Regions from separate parts of the Homo sapiens genome. Here region 1 is linked to region 2. A link is a loop called in an ENCODE intact Hi-C map of the cell type or tissue named here. Cell type or tissue: Calu3. All regions are shown on one strand. Links, peaks and the distances in the headings refer to the core of each region. The heading gives the core; the rest is flanking DNA.

Region 1 (16,527 bases), core at 5,476-10,475, 92 kb before region 2:
AAGGAGTTTGTGCCATACTTCATCTAAGTTATATAAAGGTCAAGAGAAATATTCCTGCTCTGCGGTAAAACAAACAAAACAGACAAAACCACATCTTTTAAGTTACTGGAAGGTTAAGTTCGATTGAATGATGCTGGATACCTCTGATAGATTTTTATCCTTTGGCTCTCTTGTCCTTGTCTGTTTTCTGGAACTCCAATACCCTCCACACCGGCCATTAAGCTGTGGCTAATGAAAACACAAATTAGTTACATTGCTTACAGGTTAGAGTCTTTGCGCTACTCTAATCCCTTGATGAGAGATGGGAAACACCCTGGTTTTATCAACAGCAGATTGACAGATGGTTTTCTAATGGTCAAAATGGCATCTACATTTATGGAGCCCTTCCTTTGTGCCAGGCTGGAAGCTGTGTGCAGATGATCTCATCTCATCTTTAGTACCCTCTTGCGAGGTAAGGTTACTGTCACACAGTGGTTAAGCACAAGGGCTCTGGAGCTTGATGGCTAGGTGCAAATTCTGGCTCCATCACTTACTAGCTGTCTGACGCTAAGCAAGTTGGCTAACCTCTCTGTGCCTTAGTTTCCTTATCTGTAAAATAAAAATAAAAAAAAAAAGACATGGTCAGAAGTAACTGAATTAATACACTCAGTATGATTAGAACAGGGCCTTGATTGTTGTAAGTAATTAATACATGTTAGCTCTGTCGGGGAGGGAAACTTTTTCCTCTATCCTCTTAGGTTTAACTTTTGGAGGCTTGAAAATTAAACTCACAAAAGATAGATTAGCAAGAGAAAACATGTATTTTTATTCACATAAGTACTTGGGAATTTACCAAAAAGTATGACTCAAGGAGGTGCTTAGAATTGGGTGAAGGAGAGGGTGAAGGAATAGGTGAAGGAGGAGAGAGGGAGAAGATTACTTATAGGAAAACAAATGACTTGTAGGAAAGATAAATAGGCCTGTAGGAGAATAGATGGGAGATACTATCATTTTGTGACAATGCCTGTTTAGGTGATTTCAATCTTTCCTGGTTACAAAACTCCTGGGAGGGGAGTTTTAACAGTTGAATTCTTTTAGGAGGCTCTGCTTTTAAGCAGATAACGAATGTTTAGAAGAAAACTCTTCACAGTGTTATATTCTGGATTCTTTCAGCTCTTATTATCTCCATTTTGTAGATGGGAAAATGGAGGCTTAGAGTGATTAATTATCTAGGATCTCCAAGTGGTAAACAGTAGCGCTGAGATTTGAAACCGGGCTGGGCTGACCTCAGAGCCTTTGATCTTTCCGCTAAGAGGTCTCAAAAGGAGAAACTCTAATCTTATCTGAAAATTCTAGGAGCATATAAATTCTTTGGGATAAATTTAACATACTGGATCTCAGCATCATCATTTGCAAAATGAGAGCATTGAACAATATGAATTTTAGTGGCCTTTCCATCTCCAAAGACATTCCTTGTTTTGGGAGTTTTAATCACAATTATTAGAGAAGAAGTAATGGTCACATATCAAAGAATGTACTAGAGGAGATATTGCAATGTGTGTGTGTGTGTGTGTGTGTGTACACCCACGTCCATGTGTGTACACCTGCATATGTGTTTCAATTGCTCTGAAAAGACTGATTGTCTTAGGAAGGAAAGGGACCATCCTAAGATGTAGATACTTTAGTTATTTATTTCCACTGTATATGCTGTTGACCTAGGATTCTGCACGTCCTCAGGGAGTGTCTCTTCCAGGCCTTTTCCAAAAGGTGATTGGCAAGGGAAGTTCTTCTAAAAGAGATAAGTGGCTTCTAAAAGTAAACTCAGAATAAATGGAGTACAAATTCTGTTTACGAAATATTTCCTGGTTGATGGCCACTAACGTGCAGCCCTGCATGACATGTTCTTTGAGGAATGAAAGAAGTGAAGTTGAATTCTGTTTCTCCATCATTTGGGAAAGATATTTACGAAGCCGTCCTGAGTAGAAGATTGCATCATTTCAGAGCAGAAACTCAAAACTATAGTAATGGATGCTACAGTGTGGGAGATGTGTTTACTTTGGAGACCATTGAGAGATGTGAGAGGCTTTTGAAAACTCATAACAAAATTTGTTCAGTACATTCTTTGTGATATGTTAAATTTGCAGAATTCTTTGCACGGCCACATGCAATTTCTGTGAAGTTCACTTCCTCTATGCCAAATATCCCTTTGCATTTTGTGTGGTTGAGCTTCAGAATTGTGGGGTTTTGCTGATGGTGGTTATTCTTAACAAAGTCTTTCCCTCACTCCTTGGAGGACAGATAGGAAAGGTACATGCATGAGCTAGTTGAGTCAAACATTTTCCAATTCTTCTGTTCCTCTTCTTTCTTTTCAAAACATGTATATATTTTTAAATATTTCATTTTTAGATGTTGAGTCTTAGTGATACTAATCTAGTACCATGATTCTTGTATTGATTCTGAATTTTCAAGATGATTTCTTCAGCCTAAAGATAGACCAATTTAAAGTCTAACTGTCTGATGAGGTGAAACCTATAATTATACAAAAAAAACAAAAAACAAAACAAAACAAAAAAAACGGGTGGGGGTGGTTACATGGGAAGAAAAGTGAAAGATTACTAGCTGACACCCAAAGACATAACCTAGCTTTTTCCCCCACCTGAGAAAAAGAAATAAATAAAAGCTAACCAAACAAAATATAAGGAGAACTGTAAATAAATAAATCACCATTGTCCCTGAGAACCTGCCTGCATGGGAAGGAGAGGTGGGCTATAGCCCATAAGGACCAGAGAAACAAGAAAGGAAGTGGGTGAGATTGCTACATGAGTAAGGTTCTGAGGAGTCATTAAAGCAAAAGGGAAACTAAATCCCACTGATGTGTAGATTCAAGGCTCCGAGAGGCCCTAAAAAGTGGGTGGAACTCCCAGGTCATCAGGAGGTCACAAAAGGACAGAGGAAGCTCAGGCAGCCTGGAGTCATGCTTTCTAAGGGAAACTAGAGTTAAGCCAGTTCTTTGACTTGGCTTAAGAAGTGTGCGTAAATCAACCTGTAGGGACGGGTGGGGAGAAGTGAGGTTTTAAAAAAATGTTTTGAAGCCTATTCCTTAATTTGAAGTGATAATCAGCATTTTTAGGTTGTTTTTTTTTTTTTATTTTAGGTGCACTGGAGATTTGTTTTGGTGGGAAGAAGGAATTCCTTCCTTCCTTCCTGCCTTCCTTCCTGCCTTCCTTCCTTCCTTCCTTCCTGCCTTCCTTCCTGCCTTCCTTCCTCTCTCTTTCTCACTTTCTTTCTTTCTTTTCTTTTCTTTTCTTTTTTTTTTTCAAGGTCTCCATATGTCACCTAGCTTGGAGGGCAGTGGCGTGAACATGGCTCACTGCAGCCTTGACTTCCCAGGCTCAACTGATCTTCCTTCCTGAGCCCCCTAAGTAGTCAGGACAACAGGTGCATGCCACCACGCCTGGCTGTATTTTTTGTTGAAATGGGGTTTCGCCGTGTTGCCCAGGCTGGTCTTGAGCTCCTGAGCTCCAGTGATTCGTCTGCCTCAGCCTCCCAAGTGTTGGGATTACAGGTGTGAGCCACTGTGCCTGGTCAGACTGAGCGAATTTCTTGACATGTGCCTAAATAAATTAATTTTATCTCTTTCTTTCCTAAGGTCACTCTTCCCTTTAGAACCCAGGACTTGGATTCATACGCAAGAAAACTTTCACAGAACCTACTTTTTGGGTCTGGGAGTAAGGCTGAATTGGGTGTATATTTCAGCTTCACCACTAAAGCACAAGCTATTGCCAAGACCTAGGCAAGACCAAGTGGCAACAATGTTAGTGGTGGTGCTGCCTAAACGTCAGGATTGTCAGGAGACCAATGGCTGTGAAATGCTTGGCATGGACATTGGCATATACCATAGTAACTGACTGATTCTGAGCAAGCCCCTCATCTCTCTTGACCTCAGTTTTCTCTTCTGTGAAAGAACCATAATGCTATTTTTTTCAGGGTTATTGTACACTTTAAATGTGATGATGTGTTTACTACCGTTCTTGACAAATTTTTCTTCAAGTCTTAGCTCAAAAGTCACCTCTTCTCAGAAGCTTTCTGAATTCTTTGAAAAGATTAGGAGTTGATTTAACATGGTCCCAAGGCAATTTGTCTTTGTTGCCATTGTATAGTTTCTCATATTCTATTATAGATGTTGGCTCAACTCTGTGCCTTCATCTTTGTGGCTTAGTGTCTTTTCATGTAGCATAGTTGTTAAAAACTAGGCTTTCAGATAGGTTGGACATTTTTGCTTAACAATACCCTGTGATGCTGAGCTAGTTACTTTTCTTCTCTGAAACTCAGTTTTCTCAACTATAAAATAGGAGCAGTAATACCTAGCTCATAAATACTAACGTTGACCTATCACCTAGGATGGTGCCTGGCACTACAATAATTATCTGTAGAATGCATGAACAAATAGAAGCACTGTGCATATTAATGAAATGCATATGGAAAGCTCAGTGCCCTGTACTTGGTAGACTCTTTTTCTTTCTTTTTTTTTTGTAGGGGGAGGGGGCAGGGTCTCACTCTGTCGCCCAGGTTGGAGTGCAGTGGGGTGATCTCAGCTCATTGCAGCCTTGACCTCCCAGGTTCCAGTGATCCTCCCACCTCAGCCTCCTGAGTAGCTGGGACCACAAGTACGTGCCACCATGACTGGCTAACTTTTGTATTTATTGTGGAAGCAGTGTCTCACAATGTTGTCCAGGCTGGTCTCAAGCTCCAGGGCTCAAGCAATACTCTCGCCTCGGCCTCCAAAGGGCTGGGATTACAGGCGTGAGCCACCATGCCCGGCTTCTAGACTCTTAATAAGTCACTGCATATCATTAGATAGGTAATGTATACAATCATCCCTCAGTATACTTCGGGGATTGGTTCCAGGACTCCCCTCAGATAGTTCCCTCAAAAATTGGAGATGCTCAAGTCCCTTATATAAAATGGAGTAGTATTTGCATATAACCTATCCACATCCGCCCGTATACTTTAAATTATCTCTAGATTACTAATTATACCTAATACAATGTAAATGCTATATAAATAGTTGTTATGGTGTATTTTTAATCTTTCTTTTTCTCTTTTCTTTCTTTCTTTTTCTTTTTAAGACAGCCTCCACCCCCCTAGGCTCAGGCGATCCTCCCATCTCACCCTACTGAGTAGCTGGGACTCCAGACACATGCAACCACACCAGGCTAATTTTTGTATTTTTTGTAGAGACAAGATTTTGCCATGCTGCCCAGGCTGGTCTGGAACTCCTGGGCCCAATTGTTCCATCCACCTTGGCCTCCCAAAGTGCTGGGATTAGAGGCATGAGCTACTGCGCCTGGCTATTTTTAATCTTTTTTTACTGAATATATTTGATTCAAGATTGGTTGAATCTATGGATGAGAAATTTCAGAATATGGATGGCCTACTGTACTTGCTTATTTTCTGGGGTACGAATGGTATATGTCTTATATCATTTCTTTTAGGGTTTTGCCTAAAAGAAACAAGCAAATAAACAAATGTTTGCTAAATAAACATTTGTTTCTCACCCAGAGATAGGAAGAAAGTCTTTAGGAATCTGATATGCTAAATGCACTTAGAATTACAGAACTTTTTGGAGAAAGAGATCTTAAAGCTCTTCTGAACCCTTTTCTTATGCTAATTTTGTTTGTTTGTTTGTTTTCTTATCATTTCTTTGGTTTCTGCTCTTATTTGAACATTTCCTTCCTTCTACTTTGGATTTACTTTGCTCTTTTTCTAGCTTGTAATGTGGGAAGCTCACATACTTAATTTTAGACCTTTCTTTCTTTTCTTTTTTTTTTTTTAAGATAAGCATTCAAAGCTATAAATTTCCCTTTAATCACTGCTTTAGCTGCATCCACAAAGTTTGATGTTATAGTTTCATTATTATTCAGCTAAAAATATTTTCTAATTTTCCTTGTAACTTCTTCTTGGTCCTTTGGATTATTGAGAATTGTACTATTTGATTTCTAAACATTTAGAACTTTTCTAGACATTTAATTATTGATTTCCAATCTACCTTCATGGTGGCTATGAGCAAACTCTGTGTAATTTCAATACTTCTAAATAACTGAGACTTGTTTTATGGTGTATCATATGGTTTATCTTAGTGAACATATCATGGGCACTTGAAAAGAATATGTATTCTGCAGTTGTTGGGTATATTGTTCTATAAATGTCAACTAGTTGTAATTAGTTGACAGTGTTTAGATCTTCCATATTTTTACTGACATCTTGTCTAGTTGGTCTATTAATTGCAAAGAGGGGATGTTTAAATCTATGACTTCTATTGCTGAATTGTCTGTCTTTCCCTTTAATTTCACCAAGCTTTGTTTTGTATATTTTGAAACTGTATTATTAGTTATATACTCTCAAATTTTAAAAATTTTGTAGATGAGAAAGATTAAATTTTGCAACATGCTTTAAAAAAATTTGTTTGGGTCATTATAAATGTGTAGAGGCTTAAGTTACACAATTCATACCATGCCTACATTTATAAAATGTTTTTTAAAAGTACTCTTATATCACGCCTGTAATCCCAGCACTTTGGAAGGCCGAGGTGGGTGAGTAGCTGGGACTCCAGACACATAATCAGGAGATCTCCAGGTCCAGATCAGGAGATAGAGACCACCCTGGCCAACATAGTGAAACCCCATCTCTACTAAAAGTACAAAAATTAGCTGGGTGTGGTGGTGTGTGGCTGTAATCCCAGCTACTTGGGAGGCTGAAGCAGGAGAATCCCTTGAACCCAGGAGGCGGAGATTGCAGTGAGCCGAGGTTGTGCCACTGCACTCCAGCCTGGCGACAGAGTGAGACTCCGTCTAAAAAAAAAAAAAAAATGCCCTCTTATAATCTTCCTTCCAGAGATAACCACTCAAAAGTTTGACAAAGCATATTTAGGATTTAAAAAATGCTTACATAAATATATAGAAACATATATTTTTATATTTTTACATAAGCAGGATTATATTCATATGTTTTTCTGCAACAAATTTTTTTTCCCACAAACTTTAACAATTTATGGAATGTCTTTCCATTTAACTGAGCATAGCTTTACCTCATCTTTAAAAACAACTTTATTACATCGTTTTCTATTGTATGAATGTCTAATAATTTATATAATCAACTTCCTATTTTAGAATATTTAGCTTCTTTGCAGTCATTTACTATGATCAGCAATAGTATCATGTAAGTTATTGATTTTGCCTCATTAATTATTTCCTTTCAATAATTCCTGAAAGTGGAATGACTGCATCAACAGCCTCCCACATTTTACACTGATCCCTATTGCTTGATTGCCCTCTTTCAGACTCGCTACCCTCATCTCACTGGACATGGCTACTATTTTTATTCTTTCTCCATCAGTAGGGTAGCACTCGTTTTAAAAGCTAGCCATCTCTGCACCATATTAGAAGTTCATGCAATGTCAGGTCCAAGTTTTTAATGGCAAAAATGTTGAAAATATGCAAAGTAGGGGGAAGAGGAGGACATGATAAGCTTTCCACCTCTAACTCTTGATTCTCCTTGATCTCATGATATGGAAATAGAAGAGACAATTCATGTAGAAGAGAAAAATCAAAGTTTATTAGAGATGTGTGGGATACGTAAATTGGATCTAGAGCATTTTAACTTGAGGTCTCTGTTTTCTTCAACCCATTGCTATCAAGAAAATGACTCCCATCCCCATTTAGTACTCTAAATTTAGAAGAAACATTGTAGAAGACAATATCCCATAGAGGGATACCCAGGGCAGGATGTTATGGGAATAGGATGGCTGTTTATTAAGCACCTGCTCTCTGTATTCCAGATGCTTTTACTTACATTATCTCATATCTCCCACATCGACCCTGTGGGTTAGGTAGTGGTGTTAATCATTATTTTAGCCTTACAGAGGAGAAACCCTAAGCTCTTAAAGGGCAAGCACACTCCCTTAGAAGTGGCGGAACTTGTATTTTGTGTGTGTGTGTTTGCACTAAGGAGCATGCTCACTGGTCTCTATGACTATGCCCCAGGGAGTGGGTGTGGGGCATGGAGGGGCAGTAGAAAATGGAGCTGGTCTCTGTCCTCCAGGGGACAAATGCCTTTGTGAGCCTCAGGGAATCTGCTGGCTGCATTCATAGATCAAGACTCAGAACTATCCTAAACTGCCCCTTGCTTTTGGCAACAGTAGGGCTTATGTTTGTTTCCAGAAGTCACGGTAGTGATCACAATGAGGCTGTGTTCGTATGCAATTGGGTTTGACAGAAATTAATTTTTAATAAGAGGCTCTATTCAGTCAAACAATTGCCTTTCGGGGCCCATGTCGGGGTCGGTTGCCCAAGGCTGGGCACTGGCACAGAGTGTGCTTTTGGCTGTGGCCTGAGAGAGAATGAGAGAGAGAGAGAGAGAGAGTGAGAGTGAGTATGGTGGGTGTTGAGGGAGAGGTACTGACTGGTCTTTGTCAGATCTTGATTCAGGACCAGGCATTGGTCTAACCAGAAGCTGGAGGAGGCAGCTGGGTCATTTATTTGATTGCCAAAGAAGAATAATGTGGTGCCTCCAAGAAAACCCCTTCTAATTCCTCGTACTGAGAGCCCTTCCAACCAATTCAAGGTCTGGCAGATGCTCAGGGCATGAGTTTTTTCCCTGTGTTTTTGTTAAGTGTTGCTTACTCTGTGCTGTTATTTAACTCTAACAGTAACCCTGCAAGGCACAATGCTACAGTCCATTTTAAAGACGACGAAAACTACAGCTCAGAGAGGTTAAATAACTCAGATTATACAACTCAGAGGTTAAATAACTCAAATTATTTTGTGTTCTGTTTGTGGAGATGAATCTCCGTCTTCACCATCCCTCTAAGGACCAGTTATTGGAGTACTGGAGGCGTTGTTGAAACTATCAGGTTTGCGCCATCTCTCTCAATGGAATGACATTAAACAACCGTATTTATTTATGCCCATGACTAATATTTCTCCATGCCACTCAGTTAAGCTTTGCATCACTAACCTCTCTTCTTTGTTACTGACACCAATAAGGTGGCATTCACACCAATTTCAGAAGATCTGGGGGGCCTCTGCATTTTCTCTTTTAGAGGCTGCTTCCATTTTACTCAGGAAATGCACACTTTTTGGCGTTTTTTTTTTTTGTTTTTTTTTTCCAGTTCTACTAAAAGGCAGAATCTTGCAGCTCTGCCTTCTCAGTGTGGGTGGCACTGCCATTTCCAGCACTGCAAACTTATCCACCAGCCGCCCCCAAAACCTTTATCAGGAGACATGGTGACTTCTCTCCTAAATTACACAGGTCGGTTTAAAAATAGAGTGCAGGGGTTCCCTTGTCAGGAGAGCTGTCAGGCTGCCCACTTTTGACAGTTTCTTCTACCTCCCTTCTTCGGTACACATCAAAGAATTTTTATTTTTATTTAAAAAATGTTCTGCTTAAGTGATCTGGAGCCCTGAAATTACCAAAAAGGCTCATTTAAAGCATCTTAGGGAACCTTAAAAATGCTTCAGTTTCATGATTTAACATCATGTGCAACTTGATTTTCCACACTTCACCATCTTTGCAGGGGCATCATTAGCATGAAAATGAATTTTAAAAATATATTCTAGTGGAAGTGAACACCCTGACATGAAGAGCTCTGCTCTGTGTCTAGGCTGACAAGTTGGGGGGCACAGAGTAGCTTTGCATAGTGAGTGCAGCAAAAGGAAATGAAAAATTCAATGAATAGAAGACAAAACAAATAAAAACCAAACACATAAAAATACACTCTGGAAATACAAACAAATAATAATAACAATAAATACCCCACCACACACAGAAATGCTGGGAAAAAGAAGGGCCTACCACTTGGATAAATATTCTTTAGTTAAATCTTTTCCAAAATTCTAGGGTTTGTTGAGACATCTTGTCCTTTGTGTGGGGGAATGTCAAAATCTCCATTTTTTTTTCTGTAACCTTTTGCCTCTCCATTCCTCTCCTCTTATCTGCTGTGGCTGTTCCTCCCTTATATGGCTGTCCTCGGAAGTCCAGGAATTTGAATGTTATGTGAAAGGCTAATTCTAATTGGGCTCGGTGACATTCGTGTCAAATGGGAGATGTATGGGGGTCACCCTGCGAAAGATCAACAGGAGCCCGCATCTGCTGTTCTGCATTGCTTCTTTCATTCCATTCTCTGGAAATACTATTCTCGGCTAAATGGCCCAACAGCCCTGTTTTCCCCTCCACCAGGCCTCCCTCTCCCTGCCACACACTGGTTCCTTAATTAGCAGGGCAAATAGGATTCCCTAGCATTTCTTTAACATTTCAGCCTTGCAAAATGTTTATATTTACTATCTCATTTATCACACATAGAAACTTGTGAGATAAGAAGGACAGGTATTATTAAATCATGTTCATTTTATAGCTGAGGAACGTGAGCTTTTAGTAGGTTCTAGTTATCGCTTATGATTGCACAGCTCATTAAAAGCAGGGGCCACTTCCTCCCTCCCAGCCCCAGGATTTTTGGCGCCCAGTTTGGATATATTTCCTTAAACAGAATGCTTCCTGACTTGGGACATCAGGCAACATTTGTGGATCCAAGTTAGAGATTATTTTGTAATAGGAAAGCTCCTCCAGCTTTATGCCTCCATTTTATATAAGCTTTTCTTATCTCAATCTAAATGACTTTAGGAAGTGTATAGCTTCATTCATTCAACAAATATTTACACTGTCCTAGTTTGAGTACATAGCCGTGAATAAAACAGAGAAAGCCCCCACGCTCATGAAGCTTACGTTCCAGTGGAAGTGACCAAGAATAAAGATAGAAACAAATAATACATGATAGGTTTGTTGGTGAAAAGTGCTGAGGCAGAAATAAAGAAAGATGAGTAAAGTATTGCTAGTTTATATAAGGTGATCAAGAAACACCTCTCTGTAACAGTGTCATTTGGTGAGATACCCGAGGAATTGAGGAAGTAGGTGCTCCAGATATTTGTGGGCAAAGCAGTTCTAGAGATGGGCACTGGCATGTGCAAAGGCCCTAAGTTGGGAGAATACTTGTCATGCTAGAAGAAATGCAGTTAAGATAGCCTGGCTGGAGCTGAGGAAGGAGGTGAGAGGAGATCAGAGAGGTGGGCAGGGGAGTGTTGGTGGGATAGAGTCACAGTGAGAATTTTGGTGTTAACTCCGAGTGAGACAGAATACCACTTGAGGGGTTTGAGTATGGGGTGCTGGTATCTGAAAGAGCATTTAGACAAATGCCTGCACCCTGCTGGGTTGTGGCCCAGCTCTGACCCCTTCTATCCCAGCCTCGATCCCACTCAATCTCTTTTCATTGTTCACCAGGAATGGCTACATACCTCGGATGGCCCAGTGCAAAAAGAAAATGTGGGGCCTCTTGTTCAAATTGCTGGAAAAACAGGGTACAGTTGAAGGTCCTAAAATATAAGGCTTTTTCCATCCTTCTGCAGCTGGCTCTCAACTTGTAATGGTGTTTTAAATATGCTATTTGATATAATTCTAAGTAAAGAAGCATTCACATTTAAAATTATTAGCATGAATTTTACCATTCATCTTTATATTGTGCAATGCCAGTTTTAAATGCAACTATAGGAATCTTGTACTTGTATGCGAATCGATTAGATTATACATTCCATGTTTTGTAGTTAATACATGCATATGTAGTTCTTACCAGAGCAGAAGAAATGCTACACAAAATTGATTCAATTGTTTTTATTTCTTGCTATGCAACATTCTACCAACATTACCTTGTGCTTACTGATGAGTAAGGAAGAACTAAAAGGAAAAGGAACTATTGGTTGTTCCATCTTTCCTTTTTTTCTGTATCATCATTTTCAGGATAAGTGGTTGGCTAATAACAGCAAAGTACTAGGAATAACAAAGGATAAGTTTCCTTGGTTGTTTAGGCTTCTCAGGATGCCATTGCTTTCTTCCTACATTAGAAGCAAGTTCTGGTTAGAATGTAGAGTGTAGTCAGCACCCCCACTTACTCAGTCATAGATGTAACATGCTTGCCTTGTATTCACTTTCTGTCTTAATCTCCCAAACTGTAGATCCATTAGAATTCTGGGCTTACGGGGCATTGCAAATGCTCTATGTGAATGGAATGGTAATAAACGATGGACACGCGCAGTGTGGGTCTCTCCTTTGCTCATTTACATGCCACATTACCCCATTGGTTTTTGCTTAAAAAACAAAGGCTCAAAGACAGAATTATTAAGAACTTTAGGACAGTGACATCAGAACAGTAAACTAAGCTCATGGTGCATGAAGCACAGGCTGCACGCCCAGGAAGCTTGCCCTGTTGCTCACCCCGCTCTTTCTAGAACTAGCCTTGCCTTGGGGTAGGAGATAATAAAAGGACGATTGCAAGAGAGAAATAATCCTGGGGCCTGAGGGAAGTCGCTGTGCCTTGGCCTGGTGACAATTCACACTGCCTATATGGAAGGAGGCTCTTAGCAAATGCTGGTTGAGAAGATGGTACTGCTTAGAAAAGAGGAGGGTTATATCAGAAAGCACAGAGAAATATGAGAGAAATAGACAAAGGAGAGACACATATAATGTAATTCTAAGTGAAAGAGAGAAAGCAGATGAGGAGTGGATGAGGGAGAGACAACGGCTGATAATGGTGACACTGGTGGTTTTGGTTGAGTTGATTTTAGTTTTAGGGCTAGTGGCAGGGATAATATCAAAGAAAAGGGAATATTTATAAAATCAGGAAATAACCAGGGCCCAGGAATAAAGATGCGAAGTTAGGTATGAGTAATTATTAATCAAGAAGGGGAACTGGGAGTTAGTCTACTGATGTTATGGGAAATGGGGAGAAGTAATGAGTTTAGGATGGTCATTGTGTGCATGTGGTATCTATCTATCTATCTATCTATCTATCTATCTATCTATCTATCTCACTATCTATCTATCTATCTATGTATCTATGTATCTATCTATCTATCTATCTATCATTATCATCATCTTTTTTTTTATTGCGGGGAAAATGAAAGTAAGCACTCAGGGGCAGGATAAAATGTCAAACAAAAAAAGACAAGCTCTCTGAATTTGGAGAAAATGAGAAACTTGGGCTTTGGTTTCAGACTGTAGAATAATGTCAGGAATGAGACATTAGAAAGAAGTTGGTTGCCTGACATTTGTTAGTGATTTATGGCTAAGGTTGTGGGAGGACAGTTGTCACCTAAAAGTAGTTACAGCACAGAGAACTTCTATGGGCCATCTGTCTGAGTGTGAAGGGATGCAGAGGGATCTCTCAGTCCCCGGGGACTAAGATCTGGGATGATTCTGGGGAAAAGGCTGTGGTCTATTCTGTGTTGCCCTGAGACCAAAGGAAGAGGTGCCCCTGGCCTGGGCCCCATCCTCGAGGAGTCCCGGCCTGACCTTCCTTGGGATGCAAGGGGGAAAGAGCCTGAGAGGTTAAGGGGACAAACCCATCTGAAGGCCAATCCCTCTTTTGAGACCATGTTCCAGATACTGAGGACACTGGAACTCCCAGGCTCGATTCCAGATACCGACTGGGTTCCTTCTCTGAGTTTGTCCCACTTTTGAGCACTTCTAGCCTGTAGGATGGCCAAGGGCTGGCTGAACTACCCCCAGATATGCCCTTGAGGCTGCTTGTGTTGTGGGATGGACCTGGGAGTTATGGAAGTGGGGAAGCAGGGGGCATGGATCAGGGAGTGATCTCCCCATGTCACCATGTTCCAGTGCGAAATTCTGGAGTGTCCAAGGAGGCTGAATTTGAACTTGACCTTTCTTGTTATTAAGAAGATATAGTTATCAGAGCAGGAGAATAAAATATATTTTATTTAGCCATTTGTTCACTTCTTTCTTTAACTTTGAATTATTTATTTATTTGATATGTGAGCATTCATTTGTTCTTCTGCCCTAGCCCTGCCTCTGTATACATTCTTTCCTGGGTCTACTGACTTAGGGTGATGAGCGTTCCCTTTATCCCTTAACCCCTGCATTATTATTGTTGTTTTGTTATTATCTTTAGCAACGTAATGGGGACCCTGAAAGATTGAGAAGCAGAGTTTTTCTGCCTAAATATGCTCTCAGTTACTTCTCAGTTTGTGAATGGATACAGGTGTTTTAAGGTGGAGAATAAAAATATCTTGATGTTTTAGGCATCATTTGCTTCTTTGATACCTTGCACATGAGGGAAAAAGACAGAAAGACCAGAATTACTGGTTAAAGCAAGTTTCCTGTTTCAATCAGATGTCTGGAAGACATTCTTTACTTTGGGAGCTGGGGCTAGGACTTCCTTCACAAATTGGAGAAGAAACCAGTCCATCTATATGTCCTGTTTTTTTTTCCTCCATCTCTTTTAAGCCCAGGTCTTGAAACTTTTTCTTCCTTGGGCTTGAAATTAGGAGTTTTAAAAAAGGGAAATGAAATAGCTTGGGCAGGGAGAACAGTGAATCTAGAATGTTCTGTTGTGTTTAGATGTTTAAGTTTTGCTTTGTTCCCAGAACATTTAAGCAGAGGGGGAATCCAAGCAAATGTGAGGGGAGTAAACTTAGGATCTCTTTGTTGAACATGTGACCTGACTTATGTACTTTATGACAGCACGGATAGGATTAACAGACATGGTTTAGGTTCTTGTCAACAACAAGACACATTTCCCGAGCACTTGCTAATGTGTCAGGCATATGCTGAACATATGTTATACGTTAACTCATAATTCATACATCCTAATACAGTTGTTGTTCTCATTTTACAGATGAGAAAACTGAGACTTTGAGAATTTAAGATACTTGCCCAATATATTACAGCTAGTTAATTCTGAGCTGAATCTGAAAATGATTCTTTTTGATAACAAAGTTCACACTTTTGGCCACAATTCTACACTGACCAGCTTTCCGAGAGTACTTGGTACAAAGTTGGGGCAGCTATTTCATTTAATTTCTAGAAGACCAACATTTAGAAAGGTCACCTAGTCTGACCCTTTCAGTTCATTAGCTGAGAAGTTACAGACCCAGAGGTATCAAAGGACTTGTTTGAGGTCAAGCAGCTAGTTAATAACAAAACTAGAACCCAAGTGTGCTAGAATCTGTATTGGCACTTATACTACTACATTCTGATGAAGAACCAGTTTGGAAATGCAGTTTAAGTAATGGCAAGCAGGGAAAGTGGAAATGTTTTCTTTTAAAATTCAAACTAGGAACAGAGTTGCCAACTTCTCTTGTTTCCCAACATTGTCTTTGCCCTGTAACCTGTCCTATGAATTCTGAGCACTTTTATAAGAACATGAATAGCTTATGGTTTGGCACTATATGTCATATTATATTTGGCACTTAATATGTCATATATGACATATATGGCACTTAATATGTTATATTAAGGATCAAGGTGTGTCTTAATATGTCATATTAAGGATGAAGGCATGACTTAATATGTCATATTAAGGATGAAGGCATGACTTAATATGTCATATTAAGGATGAAGGCGTGTCTTAGTCTGTTTTGTGCTGCTATAACAGAATACCTGATAGTAATTTACAAAGAATGAAAATTCATTGGCTCACAATTCTGGAGGCTGGGAAGTCCAGTATCAGGTGCTGCTGTCTGTCATGGCATAGTTTCTCCTACAAAATTTCTAAGCCAAACATGTGTTTTGTTTTTGTGATTGTTCCATAAAAACTCTCTTCCTTCTCTTCATTGGTGAGTAGGGTGTGGATGGGGGCAAGAGAGGCATGCCCCAGTTTTCAAGTAGAGTTTCTAATTTATACTTGGTTTCCATGTGGGAACCACCCTTTGTTTTCCATCTTGCCTATTGGAAATTGTGGGGAAAGTCACGTGATGTCTCTAATTTAAAATTCATCAGCATTAAAAAAAAGATGAGTTTGAAAAAGGAAACTGAGAAAATTTTGGAACTTTTACCTACCATATGGGTTCAGAAATTGTTTCAGTTAGCTTTGGCAGTAGAAAAAAGGGCCCCAAAAGTTAGTGGCCTACATGGCCATCATTGATTTGCTCACAATTGTGTGAGTCAGCAATCTGTGCTGAGCTCAGCTGGGAATGCTCATCTCAGTTTTTACTGTGGCCACAGCAGTAGCTAAGTAGATGTTTTGCAAAGAAGGCTATGACCATTCCTTCCATCCCTATCCAAATGCCCCTTTGCCATGTGACTTGCCACTTCTCCACCAAACAGAGGAGTTTATTTCTCTACTCCTTGTATATGGATTTGACCATGTGGCTTATTTTTTGCCCCATGAGACATTAGCAACCATGACGCAGAAGATATTTGAGAAGTACTTGCACATTCAGGTTTGCTTCCTTGCTGCTGGGAACCTGGAGACCACCTTTTGAAGCAAACTAAACTGACTTATTAGAGAATAAGAAACCGCCAGGCGCGGTGGCTCACGCCTGTAATCCCAGCACTTTGGGAGGCTGAGGTGGGCAGATCACCTGAGGTCCGGAGTTCGAGACCAGCCTGACCAACATGGAGAAACCCCGTCTCTACTAAAAATACAAAATTAGCCAGGTGTGGTGGTGCATGCCTGTAGTCCCATCTACTCCGGAGCCTGAGGCA
Region 2 (16,527 bases), core at 4,574-9,573:
AAGAGAAAGAGGAAAAGTGGGGGCAGAAAGGAAGAAGGTGGCAAGTCTAGCTGGTGAGGTCAGGCTTGAGCAGATTCTTGAAAGAGGACTAAGAGGTTTTCAGTTTTGGAAGGTAGGTGAGGAAGGATGTTCCTTTTCTGGGCAGAGAGAGCAGCATGATAAGAGGTATGAAGACACGAAACAGCATGATGTATTTGGTGATTAGCTTAGGATGCCATAAGCATGTGGCAAGAGATGAGGATGAGATCACAGAGGGCTTCATGGACTACTCAGAGGAGTTTGGATTTTATGTGGCAATGGGAGCCATTAAGTGTTTGTGAGCAATGTAGTAATTTAGGAGAACTAGCTGCCTAGAAGAATCACTGGGCTAAGCAGAGCATATCAGAAGGAAATGGGGCTGAAGTATGGTTGTCCTGGAGACTGACACAAGAGCTAAGAGGTGGTGTGATTGACAGATGAGAAATGATGTAGACTGGGTGACCTGTGGCTCGGAGGAGATGCTCAATGAAGAAATTAAGAAGGAAATTGAAAAATGTCTTGAAATAAATGATAATAAGAACCCAACATACCAAAATCTATGGGATATAGCAAAAGCAATACTAAGGGGGAAGTTTATAGCTGTAAGTGCCTACATTGAAAAATAAGAAAAAATTCAAATAAACAACCCAATGATGCATCTTAAAGAACTAGAAAAGCAAGAGCAAACTGAATTCAAAATTAGTAGAAGAAAATAAATAATAAAGATCAGAGCAGAAATAAAGGAATTTGAAATGAAGAAAACAGTATAAAAGATCAATGAAACAAAAAGTTGTTTTTTGAAAAGTTAAACAAAATAGGCAAACATTTAGCCAGACTACCTAAGAAAAAAAGAGAAAGATCCAAATAAATAAAATCAGAGATGACAAAGGATACATTACAAACAATACCACAGGAATTCAAAGGATCATTAGTGGCTACTATGAGCAAGTGTTTGTCAATAAATTGGAAAATCTAGAAGAAAAGAACAAGTTCTTAGACACATACAACCTACCAAGATTGAATCGTGCAGAAATCTAAAACCTGAACAGACCAATAATGAGTAACAAGATCAAAGGTGTAATAAAAAGGCTTCCAGCAAAGAAAAGCTTGGGATCTGATGGCATCACTGCTGAATTCTACTGAACATTTAAAGATCTAATACCAATTCTACTCAAACTATTACAAAAAATAGAGGAGGAGGGAACACTTTCAAACTCATTCTCAATATTACCCTGATACCAAAACCAGACAAAGACAATCAAAAAAATAAGAAAACTATAGGCCAATATCCCTAACGAATATTTATGCAAAAATCCTCAACAAAATACTAGCAAGTTGAATTCAAAAACTCATTAAAAAGATCATTCAGGCCAGGCACAGTGGCTCACGCCTATAATCCCGGCACTTTGGGATGCCAAGGCGGGTGGATCACCTGAGGTCAGGAGTTTGAGACCAGCCTGTTCAAAATGGTAAACCCCATCTCTACAAAAAATTAGCTGGGTGTCGTGGAGCATGCCTGTAATCCCAGCTACTCAGGAGGCTGAGGCAGGAGAATTGTTTGAACCCGGGAGATGGAGGTTGCAGTGAACTGAGAATCGTGCCACTGCACTCCAGCCTGTACAATGGAGACTCCAAGAAATATATATATTTCATCATGACCAAATGGGATTTATCCTAGTAATGCAAACATGGTTCAATATACACAAATCAATCAATGTCATACAGCATATCAACAGAATAAAGGACAAAAACCATATGATCATTTCAATTGATGCTGAAAAAGCATTTGATAAAATTCAACATCCCTTTATGATTAAAAAAAAAAACCCTGAAAAAACTGGTATGGAAAAAACATACCTCAACATAATAAAAGCCATATACAACAGACCTGCAGCTAGTATCTACTGAATAGAGAAAAAACTGAAAGCCTTTCCTCTAAGATCTGAAACATGACAAGGCTTCCCACTGTCCACACTGTTATTCAACCTAGTACTGGAAGTCCTAGCTAGAGCAATCAGACAAGAGAAAGAAATAAAAGACATACAGATTGTAAAGAAAGAAGTCAAATTATCCTTGATTGCGGATGATATGATCTTACATTTGGAAAAACCTAAAGACTCCACTGAAAAACTATTAGAACTGATAAGCAAATTCAGTAAAGTTTCGGCATACAAAATTAACATACAAAAATCAGTAGCATTTCTATATGCCAACAATGAACAATCTGAAAAAGAAATCAAGAAAGTAATCCCATTTACAATAGCTACAAATAAAATTAAATACCTAGGAATTAACTTAACCAAAGAAGTGAAAGACTTTCCAGTTAAAACCATAAAATATGGATGCAAGAAATTGAAGCAGACACAGAAAAATGAAAGGATATTTATGTTAATGGATTGGAAAAATAAATATTGTTAAAATGTCCATACTACCCCAAGCAATCTACAGATTCAATGTAATCTCTTTCAAAATACCAATGAAGTTCTTGACAGAAATAGAAAAAAACAATCTTAAAATTTATGTGGAACCACAAAAGACCCAGAGTATCCAAAGCTATCTTAAGTAAAAAGAACAAAACTAGAGGAGGAATCACATTACCTGACTTTAAATTATGCTACAGAGCTATAGTAACCAAACAGTATGGTACCAACATAAAAAGAAATAGACACATAGACAACTGGAACAGGATAGAGAACCTAGAAATAAATCCACACATCTATAGTAAACTCATTTTCTGCAAAGATGCCAAGAACATACATTGGGGGATGGGATAGTCTCTTCAATAAATAGTGCTGGGAAAACTGTATGTACATATGCAGAAGAATGAAACTTGATCCTTTCTTGCCTTATACAAAAGTCAAATAGAAATGGATTAAAGACTTACAAAATCTATGATCTCAAACAATCTACTAAAAGAAACTACTGAAAGAAAACATTGGAGAAATTCTCCAGGACATTGGACTGGGCAAAGACTTCTTGAGTAATACCCCACAGGCACAGGCAACCAAAGCAAAAATGGACAAATGAGGTCACATCAAGTTAAAAAGTTTCTCCACAGCAAAGGAAACAATCAACAAAGTGAAGAGACAACCCACAGAATGGGAGAAAATATTTGCCAACTACCCATATGGCAAGGGATTAATAATCAGAATATATAAGGAGCTCAAACAACTTTATAGGAAAAAGTCTAGTAATCCAATTAAAAATGGGAAAAAGATCTGAACAGACATTTCTCGAAAGAAGACATATAAGTGGCAAACAGGTATATTAAAAGGTGCTCAATATCATTGATAATTGGAGAAATGCAAATCAAAACTACAATGAGATATCATCTCACTACAGTTAAAATTGCTTTTATTCAAAAGACAGGCAATAGCAAATGGTGGTGAGGGTGTGGAGAAAAGGGAACCCTCACACACTGTTGGCGGGAATGTAAATTAGTACAATCACTATGGAGAACAGTTTGGAAGTCCCTCAGAAAAGTAAAAATAGAACTACCATACGATCCAGCAATCCCATTTCTAAATATATACCTAAAAGAAAGGAAATTAGCATATTGAAGAGATATCTGCACTCCCATGTTTATTGTAGCCCTATTCATAATAGCCAAGATTTGGAAGCAACCTAAGTGTCTATCAACAGAATAATGGATGAAGAAAACGTGGTACGTATATGCAAGAGGGTACTATTCAGCCATAGAAAAATGAGACCTTGTCATTTGCAACAATATGGATAGAACTGGAGGTCATTATGTTAAGTGAAATAAGCCAGGCACAGAAAGACAAACATTGCATGTTCTCACTTACCTGTGGGAGCTAAAAATTAAAACAATTGAACTCATAGTGATAGAATATAGATGGATGGTTGTAAGAGGCTGGGAAGGGTAGTCAGGAGTTGGAGGGTGGAGGTGCAGGGGAGACCATTAATCAGTACAAAAAAATAGAAAGAATAAATAAGATGTGGTTTTTGCTAGCACAGTAGGGTGACTATATTAAAAAATAATTTAACTGTTCACTTAAAAATAGCTAAGAGTATAATTAAATTATATATTATAATTATATGATTGAATTATATATATTTGCTCTGATATGATTATTATGCATTGCATGCCTGTATCAAAATATCTCCTGTACCTCATAAATATATATACTTACTATGTAACCACAACAATAAAAAATTTAAAAATATTAAAAAGGTAGAGGATACAAAATAAACCTTAGAAAGTATGTGTTTCAGATGCAGTCAGACCAGGGACTTTAATTTTCAGTCAGTAGAGTAAAAACAATGGGTGACAGTTGAGCAGGTGTAGAGCTGCTGGCTTTTTTGGCAGGTTGTGGTTGCTGTAAACAAAAGAAGTTCATTCTTTTACCCCTCACTCCTCTCTCTAGGGCCTGGCAGTCATAGCAATGAAGGTGAGAGTGGGTGTGAGTAAGGGTGGAGGAGGCGGCAGGGTGGCTGAAGGAGTCTGGAGTGTGTGATGGGGGGTGGGGGGGCCAAGGAAAGACAAGGCTGATGAAGGGATGTTAAGGAGTGAAGGCAAACTGCTGAGAAGAGGTGGACCCTTGTAGATGACAGTGACGTAGAGGTATAGAGACCTCAAGGGCACTGTTAGAGTCTTCAGGTTCAGGGGATGAGGGAAAATGAGGTCAAGCCCATAAACTTTCTGCCAGGGATAGCAAAGATAAGTTCTGAAAATTCATGTGAAGGTTTTTATCATCAGTTGGGTTTTAGATGCTTAGTATCCTTCCTTGATTATTTTTCTTAGAAACTTAGCATTATTCTTTAAAGGGACAAAATGAGCCATATTCAAGAGAATTGGTCAAGATGAATTCTTAGGATTGTGTTAGGAAAGCTGGCTTAATCCCTGTGATTATTCTCTTTGATCTCTAGTCTAATAATAGTAATAACACCAACAGTGATAGCTAGGTGCCTGCTGCTTTACATATATTAGCATTAATTCTTATAACAATGCTATAAGGTGGGTATTATTTTAGAGATAAGAAATCTGAAGCCCCGGAGATTGAAACTATATCCACAACTGCATTGCCTGTCGGTGGTGGAGCCAGCATTCAGAGCCAGGTCTGTTTGACTTTAAGGTTTTCATCTCTTCACTTGTTGTTTTCCCCCAGCTACCATGGTAGGGAGTGAACAGGCTGGATCTATATAGGCACAGTTTAAAACTGTGTCAGAGTTAGCAAAATAATGTCTGTGGACTGCTTGGGGATTTTGGCCAACAGCCTAACAGTGTTTTTCTGTCTCTGGCTTGGCTGGCAAGTGGTTTAGGATTCTGACTGAAGGAAAGGAAGGTGACATTCGGTGCCTGCATCATACTGCTGGCTGGCCTTGACTTCAGAGGCCAGTGTTCCTGTGATTGTTCTCTTGGGTTTTAATTTATGCCCCTGCCAAAGCGCAGGCCCAGTGTCCAAGCCAGATAGAAAGATGCATGTTGGGTAATTGGAAGGGATCAGGCAGCTGTAGAGAAGGCTGCAATCCATGTAGAAGTGGACAGGGCTCTCTTTCTTTGGGTACTCTCACTGGGTGGACACTTGGTGCCCACTTCCTGTCAATGATATGATGTCCCCAATATAAGACTCTGGAGAGCTTAGGTGTTGCTAATTGGCATAACGTTAAAGAATTGGATTATATGGGATTTTTTTCTTGGCTTAAAGGATAATATTGGATTATAAAGTCATTCAAAAGATAGTTTTTGAGCACTCACTATATTCTAATCATTGTTCTAAGAGCTTGGGATATATCATTGATTAAAATAATAAAAAAATGATTGCTCTTGTCAAGTTAGTATTCTAACAGATAAATAAATGCTATTCTTCCAGGGATACGTCCTTAAAATCAATTTAGCTCATTTTCTGTGCGTTAAATAAGTGAAAAGTACTAGGCTTTAGAGATGACAGGAAGTTAGACAGCTCACAGTCCCATACTTAGAATAAAACAAAGACACACATGAGACTAGTATGAATACAAATATGACAAATTTTATAATAAAATATCAAGAAAGCAAAGGAGATTCAAAAGCAGAAGAAATCATATTTGATTATCAGAATTAGATCTCACAAAGGGAGTAGCATTTGAGTTGTTTCTAAAAGGATGGTAGAATTTTGACTGGTGGAGATTAATGGGAAAGTTGTATCAGTTGTAAAGATCATCAGAGTAAACACATGGGTGTGTTTGGGGAAGACTGAAAACGCCAGTTTGGGAGATGAAGGCTAGAAAAATAGCTTGGGTGATGTTGTAGAAGGCAGATAAATAACTGGGTCCTATTTTGTAGAAACAAGGAAGTCATTTGAGGTTTATGAATATGGAAAGGACATGATTAGAACACTTTTTTTTAGGGGAATAGTAATTGATCCATTGAACTATTATATACTAAATGCTTTAACTTTACATCGTCTTATATACTCCTGAAATGATCCACCATTTAATGGAGCAAATTGAAGCTTAGAGGGTTTGGGAAAATTGCTCAAGACCACACACCTAGAAAGAAATAAAACTAGAGTTTGAATATAAATCTATCAGATTATGGAATGTTATTTTCCCAGTAATAGTGTTTGCAATAGTCCAGGTGAGACGACATAAGAGCTTGAACTAGAGTGGAGGTAGTGAAAATAAAACAAAAAGTTGAATATTAAGGAGGATAAATGGGAGTGAAATATTAGAAATGAGTCTTAGATAACTTTGCTGTAGAATTTAAGAATGGACGAGAGGGAGGGATAAAAGAGAGGAAAGAGTCAATGATGATTGAGATTTCTGGCCAGTAGAACAGTGGCACCATTAATAGAAGCTGGAAAGTCAAGTGGAAGAACTGGTTTTGTGGAGGAAGAGGATGACTTTGGTTTTGAACATGTTTGTTTTGTGGTATTGGAGAAACATCCAGATATCCGGCTAGAAGATTACAATACAGGTCTGAGCTCATGGCCAAAGAATTGAGAGCAATCTATGTAGAAGTGATTGCTCAATTGGATAATATCATTGGGAGAAAAGCGTAACTGGATAAAAGTAAAGGGCCAAACCAAGATGAGGAACTGAGTTTCAGAGTAAGAAGAGTCAAGAAAGGATTCAATTCTTATTTTTGAAAATCTGACCACAGTAAGGGAAGTAAGGAAAGAGAAAAAATGAGTGTTTGATTAGCATCTGATATCCAAGAGTCTTTACAATGTGGATTCTTAAATGCTGCACAGAGACTGCCATGTTTCTTTATATGTTTGTTTGGGTGACTTTTCTGTCACTTGCATAAGTGACCTGGAATAGTTTCTTGACATCACATCACGGTAGTGTTGTTGTGTGTTGGTGCCTCAATCACTCCTGTCTGTGAGGTCTGGGTTTTTCCTGGATGTGCACTAATAATTCAAACATAGACATTCGTGTTTGGAAATGTTTGAGCAATATCCCCGAATACCCTGCTCTTAGTGGTTGCTTGACTACAGGGGAATGTCCATATGTGTGTTCCCATCTTTTCCCTTTATTCTTGGTAGGAGAACATAAGGATGACTGAAATCCTGAGTGGGAAGGCACATTGGAGTAAACCACAGTCAGGGCTTTGTACCCTGGAAGCTTGGATATACATCTCTCTTGGTAAAAACTGGCAACAGTGCAACCCACCTTTGAGAGCTTGTAGAGAAAGGCAAATTCAAGCAAGTGATTCATAGATTACAAGTATCCTGAGAAACAGGAAATGAGGGAACAAGGCTATACTCAATCTTTATAAATGGTAAGCAAATCCTCTCTTCCCACGTGAAAGAAATTGGCTGTGAAGAAGTATGGTGTCCCTTCTAAAACCTCAACATTCTTGAATTTATGAAGTGCTGGTTCATGATGTTTCATTGGACTGTTTTTATTTTTTCTTCCACAATTTCATGTCCTTTCCTCAATTCACTTGTTCATGGGTTTTGTTTTGTGCACTGGTCAATTATCAGAGCCCAGAGCAAGGGCACACAGTAGGCATTATACATATATTTATTGAGTCTGTCTGTCCATGTGTCTGCTTGTCTATTGCTTCTTTCATCCATTCATTCATTCATCAAATATTTATTATTTTTTATGTACCAGATTTTGTGCTAGTTCTTAGTGATAAAAAGGTGAATCTGAAGTCATCCCTTCCCTAATTAAGCTCATAACCTAGTGGCATGACAGTGACATAAACCGAGTTACAATTCCCCTGGATAAGCACAGTAATAGACCTAAGCACACTTGACACCAGCTCTGCAGTATGGAGGAAGGAGAGGAGGAGGGGTAGGCAGAGGTCAGAGGAGGCTTCCTGAAGAAGGAAACCTCCCTTCCTGTACTTTAGAGATCTCCCGGTGTTGATTATCTTTTTGCTTTCTCTTATCTTAAACCTCTTCCTCTTTACTGTGTCGTTCCCACCAACCTTTAAATTTGTTCAATTCTCCACTATCTTGAGAAAAATCCCTCTTCTTAGTCCAGCATCCCTCCAGCTACCTCCCTCATCTACTTCTTTTTTTTATCCTTTCTCTCTTGCCTTTCAGTCCCAAGTCCACTAAAATCTGGCCCTCATCTTGACCTCTCCCTCAAATTGCTCTCAACCCAGGTCAATAATGGCATCTTGGTTGTTAAATACAACGGAAACTTTCTAGCCTTTTCCTTATTTGTCTTCTTGGTTGCATTTGCCACTGTTGACACTTTCTGTAAGCTCAGCTTCCTCCCTTGGTTCCTCTGACTCCCCTAATTTTCTGGTTCTCCCTCTCCTTCCTTGCCTCTGCCTTCTCATTGTTTTGCAGGCTCTTCCTTTACAGCTCATCATTTAAGGATTGGTAAATGTTGGAATTGCCCAGAGATCTCTTGTAACTCTGTGTTTTCTTCCTGAGAAAGCCTGTCTATTATGATTGTAATACCGTTTTTATCCTGATGATTTCCACATAATTTTCTTCAGCCAAGATCAATCTTCTGAGCATCAGACTTTATTCCTGCATTCATCCACTCAATAAATATTTACTGGTGCTCACTATGTGCCGAATACTGTTTTAGAGATGGAGATTCAGTAGTGAATAAAGTCCTTGCCCTTGCTGGAACTTACATTCTTCTAAAGCAGAAACATGCACACACACACACACACACACATATTCTGTGAGGTGGTGAAAAGTGCTATGAGAAAAATAAAGCAAATGAGGGAGTGCTGGGGTGTGGGAGAAAGATTTTTCTCTTTATAAAGTGTGGTCGGTAAGTCCCCTTTAATCAGGTGACGTTTAAGCAGAGACCTGAACGAAGCCAAGAAGGGAGGGAGCCAGGCAGATATCTGGGGGAAGAGCTCAGCTGTCAGAGAAAAGAGCTAATGTGAATGGTCATCACCATCATTCTCCTCTGTCCTCACTGAGGCTGAGTAAGAAGTCCCATATGATGAGAATCTTCTACCTTGGGCCAAGAGGTGGATAATTAGGGGAAGAAGTGACTGGTGCCATTTCTAAATTCTCCCTTCTTGCTCCTACACTCAACAAATGGGCTTCTTTTCTTGCTTAATGTAGTTGAATCATACAGGTGGGCTAGAAAGAATTGAAATAGTCTCTGTAAATTACTGGCTATCCCAGAAGCCATGTGGCAACAATTATCTTCCCCCACAAAACCGCTTCTCCACCCATGTTCTCATTGTCAGTGACAGACACTGGCATCCACCCTGTTGCCCAAGCTAGAAACATGGACATCACCCTCCCTCATCCTTAACATCTGATTCATCACCAAGTTCTTGTAGGTGGCATTCTCTCTCAAATCTGTCCATCTCTTTCAATCTCTGTTGCCCCTATATAAAACCAGTCACTCTCCTCTCTGCTTTGGATGACTGCCCCAGACCTCTCTGTTGGTTTCTTCTCTTCTTGTCAGTCCCTCCTCCAATCTATTATCTGCAGGCCAGTTAGGGGAGCTGTCTCTAAAACAGAAATCTAACCTTAAACTTTTCACTGGCTCCACGTTGCCCAAGGGAAAGCTCCTGTACTGCCTCCAACACTCCATACCCCAGTCAGGTTGAGCTGTTTTGACTCTCTTAAAAAATCTATGTTCGGCCGGGCACGGTGGCTCACACCTGTAATCCCAGCACTTTGGGAGGCCAAGGCAGGCGGATCACGAGGTCAGGAGATGGAGACCATCCTGCCTAACACGGTGAAACCCCGTCTCTACTAAAAATACAAAAAATTAGCCAGTTGTGGTGGCGGGCACCTGTAGTCCCAGCTACTCAGGAGGCTGAGGCAGGAGAATGGCGTGAACCCGGGAGAGCGGAGCTTGCAGTGAGCCGAGATTGCACCACTGCACTCCAGCCTGGGCAACAGAGCAAGACTCTGTCTCAAAACAAAAACAAAACAAAAACAAAAGACTATGTTCTGGCCAGGTGCGGTGGCTCACACCTGTAATCCCAGCACTTTGGGAGGCCGAGGCGGATCTCATGAGGTCAGGAGTTTGAGATCAGCCTGGCCAACATGGTGAAACCCCCTCTCTACTACAAAAATACAAAAATTAGCTGGACGTGGTGGTAGGTGTCTGTAATCCCAGCTACTCGGGAGGCTGAGGCAGGAGAATTGTTTGAACCCGGGAGGTGGAGGTTGCAGTGAGCTGAGATCACGCCACTGCACTCCAGCCTGGGTGACAGAGTGACATTCTGTCTCAAAACAAAAACAAAAACAAAAACCTATGTTCTTTCTGATACAGAATGTTTTTATGTATTATGATGCTATTCCCTTGTCTGGAAACTTCCCTTCTCCTCCCATTTACTTGACCATTCCTACTCATGCTTTGGGTCTTGGTTTAGATGTCACTTCTTCCAGAAAATATCTGACTTTGGCTAAGTTCCTTGTTGTAGGTGCTCCAGGTCCCCTCTAGTCACTGTACTTTTCACTGGACTGTGATCATTTGTTGAATTACCTATGCTCCAAACTACAGTGCATGCTCTCTGAAAGCAGAGACTGGGGTATGTATCACTACACCCTAGTCTCTGGCACAGAGTGGATGTTTGACGGTTATTTTTTTGGATAAATGAATGAGTAAATGAAGTGACACTTGAGCAAAATTAAAGAACGAATAGGAGTTACCTGGATAAAGAGGTAGTGAGAACACAGAGGGTGTCCCCGTGGAGAGCACAGCTTGAATAAAGGCACAGAGGTGAGAAATATCATGGTGAATGAGGGAAACTATATGCAGTTTGGTGTTTCTGAGGCATAAAGCATGAATATGGAATTGGCAAGAGGCTCGAGAGACCAGTCAAACCATGGAGGGTTTGTGGGTCAGGTTAAGTTATTTAAACTTGATCTTGTAGGCAATGAGGAGCTTACAAAATATGCTTTAGATGTTTAATACAGACAGTTCTATGAAGATTGAATTTGAAGGCAGCAAGAATAGAGACTAGAAAGAGTTGTTAGGAGGTTGCCACAATTCTTCCTAGCTCTGCCTTACAATATGATTTAAGTTTTTTCATCCTGACCCTCAGTATTAAAATTTTATTGTCACTAGAATCCTAAGACAGCCCCCATAATCTATGCTCTTGGGTGTTACTCCATGATTATGTTATATGGCAAGAGAGATTTTTGCAGATGAAATTAAGTTTATTAATCAATTTGCTTTAAAATGAGGAGATTATCTAGGCTGGACTAACCTGAGCACATGACCTCTTTAAAAGCACAGTTTTCTTCTTGATGATCGCAGAAGTTGGAGAGAATTGAAGCATTAGAGGGATTCAGTATGAAAGAAATTCTCTTTTGTGGACTTTGAAGGTGGAGGAATTCACATGGGAAAGGACTGAGAGTGGTATCTAAGAGCTGAGAGAGGCCCCTTTGGGGCCAGCCAGCAAAGAAACAGGGACCTCAGTACTACAATCACAAGGAAATGAATTCAGCCAATAACCACATGAGTATGGAAGCAGGTCACTTCTCAGAGTCTTTAGGTAATAACTCAACCCTGTTGACATTTTGATTTCTGCTGGTGATGCCCTGAGAAGAGAACCCAGTCTTGCCATGGTAGACTTCTGACTGCATAACTGTGAGCTAATCAATGGGTGTTGTTTAAACAATAAGTTTGTGGAAATGTGTTATGTAGCAATAAAAAAGCCAATACAAATATAGCAAGAGACTATTGTATTACTTTTAGTTGTTTATAGAAGGATGCTTGTCATATCTCCTTTTGCTTTATGAACAATTGTTTTTGGATTGGATCATAATAAAAGGACAACTGACACTGTGGCCTCACAGAGTGCCAAATACCATACCAATGCTTAACAACTGATATCTCATTTAGTGCTCAAAACCACCTCATGTGAGAGCCACACCCAGCTATCTCCATTTTACAGAGGAAGAAACTGAAGCTCAGAAAAACAAAGTTACATGCCTAAAGTCATTCAAGTAGCAATCGACAGAGCTGGGACTTGACAACAGGCTGCCTTTCTCTGCCCTATACAGAGGCTTGTGAAAAAATTTAGTGATTCCATTAGTATTCTTAACATTTAGAGTCTGAGAAGGGTTTAATGGTCTAGGTTATAAAACTGGACAATGGGAATAATATTCAAGGTTCAAGTTGTATGCCGTTTCTGTTTGGGATAGATTAGGGGATCTCTTGGGTATGATATCAATTTATTCTTTTGTGTTTTGTTGTAACCTGGACAAGGAGAAGGAATAAGAAAATGAAAGGTAATTGGAGGGAAATGGTTAGAACTAATAAAAAGAAATGAGCTTGATATGGGTTTAAAAGCAGAGGTTTAGTCACAGATGTATCCAATTTAGCAATTCTCTGTTTCATGTCCATTCAAGCATGGGCAGGTGTCCCTTATTCGTGTGTTATAGAAAGCTTGAGGCTGTCTTGTGCCAAGAAAAAAAAAAGCAATTAAATATTTTAATATTTCCTGTCTATAAACTGCTCCCTGTTTTATTACTTCAAATGCACTGGATTTAAAAGGAGGTGTGAAAGACTCCTGAGCCATTAATAAGAGGCTGCAGCTGCTTGTGGAAAGCGATGCTATGTGTTTTTCAAAGGCATGTTTTTGGTCTGAGCACCTTGGTCCACAGACTGTTGATTTATGATCGCCCTGAAACTGATACAGAGGCATGAGGCAAATACTTCAAGTGCTTCCAGAATATATTTGGGCAGAATACAGACAATGAGTTCCTTTCCTTGGGGGAATACACAAGGAAATAAAGGGAATAAATATGAAAGCAGTAGTTCAAAAGTTATGGTGCAATGTAGAGTGAGCACAAAAAAAGAAAATCTTTTGCCAGAGCAAGCCTGAGTCAGTGGTGAATTTCATGTGGGTTGTTCATAAGATTTTTGTTCTTGTATGAACAGAATGAACAGTAGGGACTTAGTGATTTATCTGAGTCTTTGAGAGCATCAAATAGAGACATACCCTAAAGTTAAAAGGTAAAAACCAAGATGTAATTCTATTTTTTCTTACAATCAGCTAAATGAAACCAAAAGACTATTTCCCAAAGGTCTTAAACTTTATTTTTTTGAAAAGTTCATTTTTCCTTTTCAGGAATGGTGTATAACAGAGGTCAAAGGATGCAGGATGTTGGAGATTCAATTCAATTCAGCAAGCCTTTGTTTAATGATACCCTCTGCAAGGTCATGTTTGGTGCTGGGAAAAATGCAATGAAGTCATTGCCTTCTCCCTCTGTCTTATGTAGGTGACTGGGCCCTTTGTATGGACATGTTGAAATCTTTTTGAACATGCTAGAAGGATGTTTCTTAAACTTTAGTTATTCCTGTGCCACTTTTCCAGTTTAGGCTGTGACCCACCTTATAATTTACTTAAATTTTTTTTTTTGATAACTCAGCACACAGTTTACTTAAATAGATTTAACCTCATCTTAAGCAATATTTGTGAAATCGCAGGGTTAGTATACTAGTTAGACCTTTTCAAATGCACCTTCAAATAATAAAGTTTTACAATATCCTTATCTTAAACCATTGGACTAGATGCATTTGGAAATTTGGAACACTTCTGAATGTCACAAAGATAATAATGTACATGTACTATATGTTATGTAGCACCACTATGAAGGTATGAACAATACCCAAGAATTAAAGATTAATATTTCCATAGTGAGACATGTGAATATTTGTACTAGGTAGAATGTGGAATAAGTTAAATAACCTCATGTCCGTTGGAAAATTGTTGGTTTTCAAGCTTTTTGTTTATGGATTTCATAACTGCAGATAAGGAATTGCAGGTCTGTAAGTATCATTTAAAGAAGTTTCTGTAACACAAAAAAACAAAGTTGTCAGTAAAGTTCAATGCATGAGTCATTTCATCTTTTTTTCTGATATATTACTAGGCTGAACTTTTTAGAAAATATTTTCACTCATGTATAAATATAAAGTACATTGAGTAAAGGCCTTAAAGAGCACCAATCTAAAGTACTTAGCTCAATGACTTTATGTATATATAAATTATATATATAATATATGTTATATATATTCCATGTAACCAGGACCCAGATAGAGATACAGAACACTTCCAGCACCAAAGCTTCCTTCAATCCCTTCCCTGACAATATCCCTCCTAGCCTCCACACTATGATAACCAGTTAACCAGTTTTGAGTTCTGTGAAAGAGCTCATTTAAATGGAATCACGCTGTACATATTCTTTGGTGTCTGGCTTCTTTCACTCAATGTTTTTTTTAAATCTTCAATTTTTATTTTAAGTTCAGGGGTACATGTGCAGGATGTGCAGGTTTGTTACATAGGTAAATGTGTGCCATGGTGGTTTGCTGCACAGATCAACCCATCACTTAGGTATTAAGCCCCGCATGCATTAGCTACTCTTTCTGATGCTCGCCCTCCCCCCAATCCCACCCTTTTCAGGCCCCAGTCCATGTCTTTCACTCAACTTAATGTCTGTGAGATTCTTCTGTGCTATTGTGTGTATCAGTAGTTAGCTCCTTTTTATTGTTGTGTAGTGTTCCTTTGTTAACTATTGTAACCTCTTAGAGTGTTACATGTAAATATTTTAAGTTAACACTATATTGGCATTGAAGTATGCTCCTTCTCTTCAAAAGACAGATAATCACCTGAAGAAAACTTTTATCAAGAAATTTGAAAGCAGCTGGCCATGCTCAACAAGATTGCACCCCTTTCAGCCGACTTAGAAAACACAGCTCATGTTGTGATGCTGTATATAAATAGCAGTTAGATTCATTTTTCATCTTGTTTTTGTCACTTTGGTAAGTGGATGCAAGCTGCTAGCTTCATCAAATTAAAAAAGAGACCAGGAGATTCTGAAGAAACATTTTGATTTAATTTTTGGATAGTGTAAAATTTTAGAAAAGGGAATTAAAAGCCCATATTGTTATCCAGCTAGATGATGATATGACATGAAAGAGTCTTTAGAATGAATTTTATACTAAATTTGGGATGGTGCTTTATGTTCAGGCCAGCTGTGCATGGAATGGAGTGAGCAGGGATGAGTTGGGAGCAATCATTGGCAGTTTTCTACTTCCTCTCAAATTCCTTCACAGTCTGGCTTCGTTTAAAACATTTGAGTTGGTGTGAATTACTGGAACATGAGAAGCACTCATTTTCAAAATACAAAAAACACATTCCAGAGGCGAATAGAAAGAATGATCAGATTTTGCTGCTTTAGATTGATAGGGAGAATAGAGAACTGAATGACCGAAGACAGATTGGAAATTCATTTGCTTGGATTCTCTTAATGGATTGTACTATGTCCTTGACAAAAACACTCAGCAGTGCCTATGCAAATGCTCACTATCCTTAAAAAGAAATCAAAGGGGCTAAAAAACATTTGGAGATCTTGTGTATGCATCAGATCCACATTATCTCATAAGAGGCAAAGTAGCAAAATCACATGTAGGTTCTGGGATCAGAAAGACTTGGGTTTAAAAATCCCTTCTCTGTCATTGTGTAGCTGTGCAAACTTACTTCAGTTCATTAATATATCTTATTCTCAATTTTGATTTTACTTGGCTTTTCTTTACAAGAAGCATTATCAGAAGTGAATCAATCTCAGGAAGGACCATGCCAGTGAATTTTAAAGTAAAATGTAAAGATGATTAAAGAACTCACTGCCTCTCTTTCATTGATTTATTTGTCTTTAGAGACAAGGTCTTGCTCTGTCACCTAGGCTGGAGTGCAGTGGTGTGAACACTGCTCACTGCAACCTTGACTTCCTGGGCTCAAGCAATTCTCCCACCTCAGCCTCTGAGTGTCTGGGACCACAGGCATGTGCTGACACGCCCAGCTAAGTTTTAAAAATATTTTTTGTAGAGATGAGGTCTCATCATGTTGTGCAGGATGGTCTTGGACTCCTGGGCTCAAAAGATCCTCCTGCCTCGGCCTCCCAAAGTGTTGAGATTACAGCCACCATGCCTGGCCTCTCTCATTTCAAAATACAGGAAGACCTAACCCTCAGTAGGCTGGGGTTACATTTCTACATCTTTATTTAGGAGCTTAAATATGTAGTAAACCATAGCTTTTTCTAGATCTTTCTTTGGCTGGAATTTGCCAGGGAATTTTCTTTTCTTTTCTTTTTTTAAAAATTTTTCTTT

The links. Hi-C counts contacts between places; a loop is a spot of excess contacts. Peaks named below come from ENCODE experiments on the same cell type or tissue, not always from the same donor. Only the 100,000 strongest peaks of a DNase experiment are listed, where the experiment ranks them.
Region 1: a loop joins it to region 2, with 2.2 times the contacts of the local background. A loop is called at or near these places in 1 of 110 quality-filtered maps.

What each region holds. Positions count from the first base shown.
Region 1 is chr12:89,320,394-89,336,920 of GRCh38, reverse strand. No RefSeq gene overlaps it. Among named protein-coding and RNA genes, the nearest start is that of DUSP6, 24 kb to the left of the region's middle. RefSeq lists an enhancer at 10,996-11,499. In Calu3, for the core only: no CTCF peak of the experiment used is centred there; a DNase peak (open chromatin) is centred at 8,000.
Region 2 is chr12:89,227,618-89,244,144 of GRCh38, reverse strand. LOC105378255 (a long non-coding RNA gene) reads right to left here. Exons shown (of 2, transcript XR_945169.1): 2 at 14,135-14,216. Among named protein-coding and RNA genes, the nearest start is that of DUSP6, 120 kb to the left of the region's middle. RefSeq lists a silencer at 12,926-13,126. In Calu3, for the core only: no CTCF peak of the experiment used is centred there; a DNase peak (open chromatin) is centred at 6,874.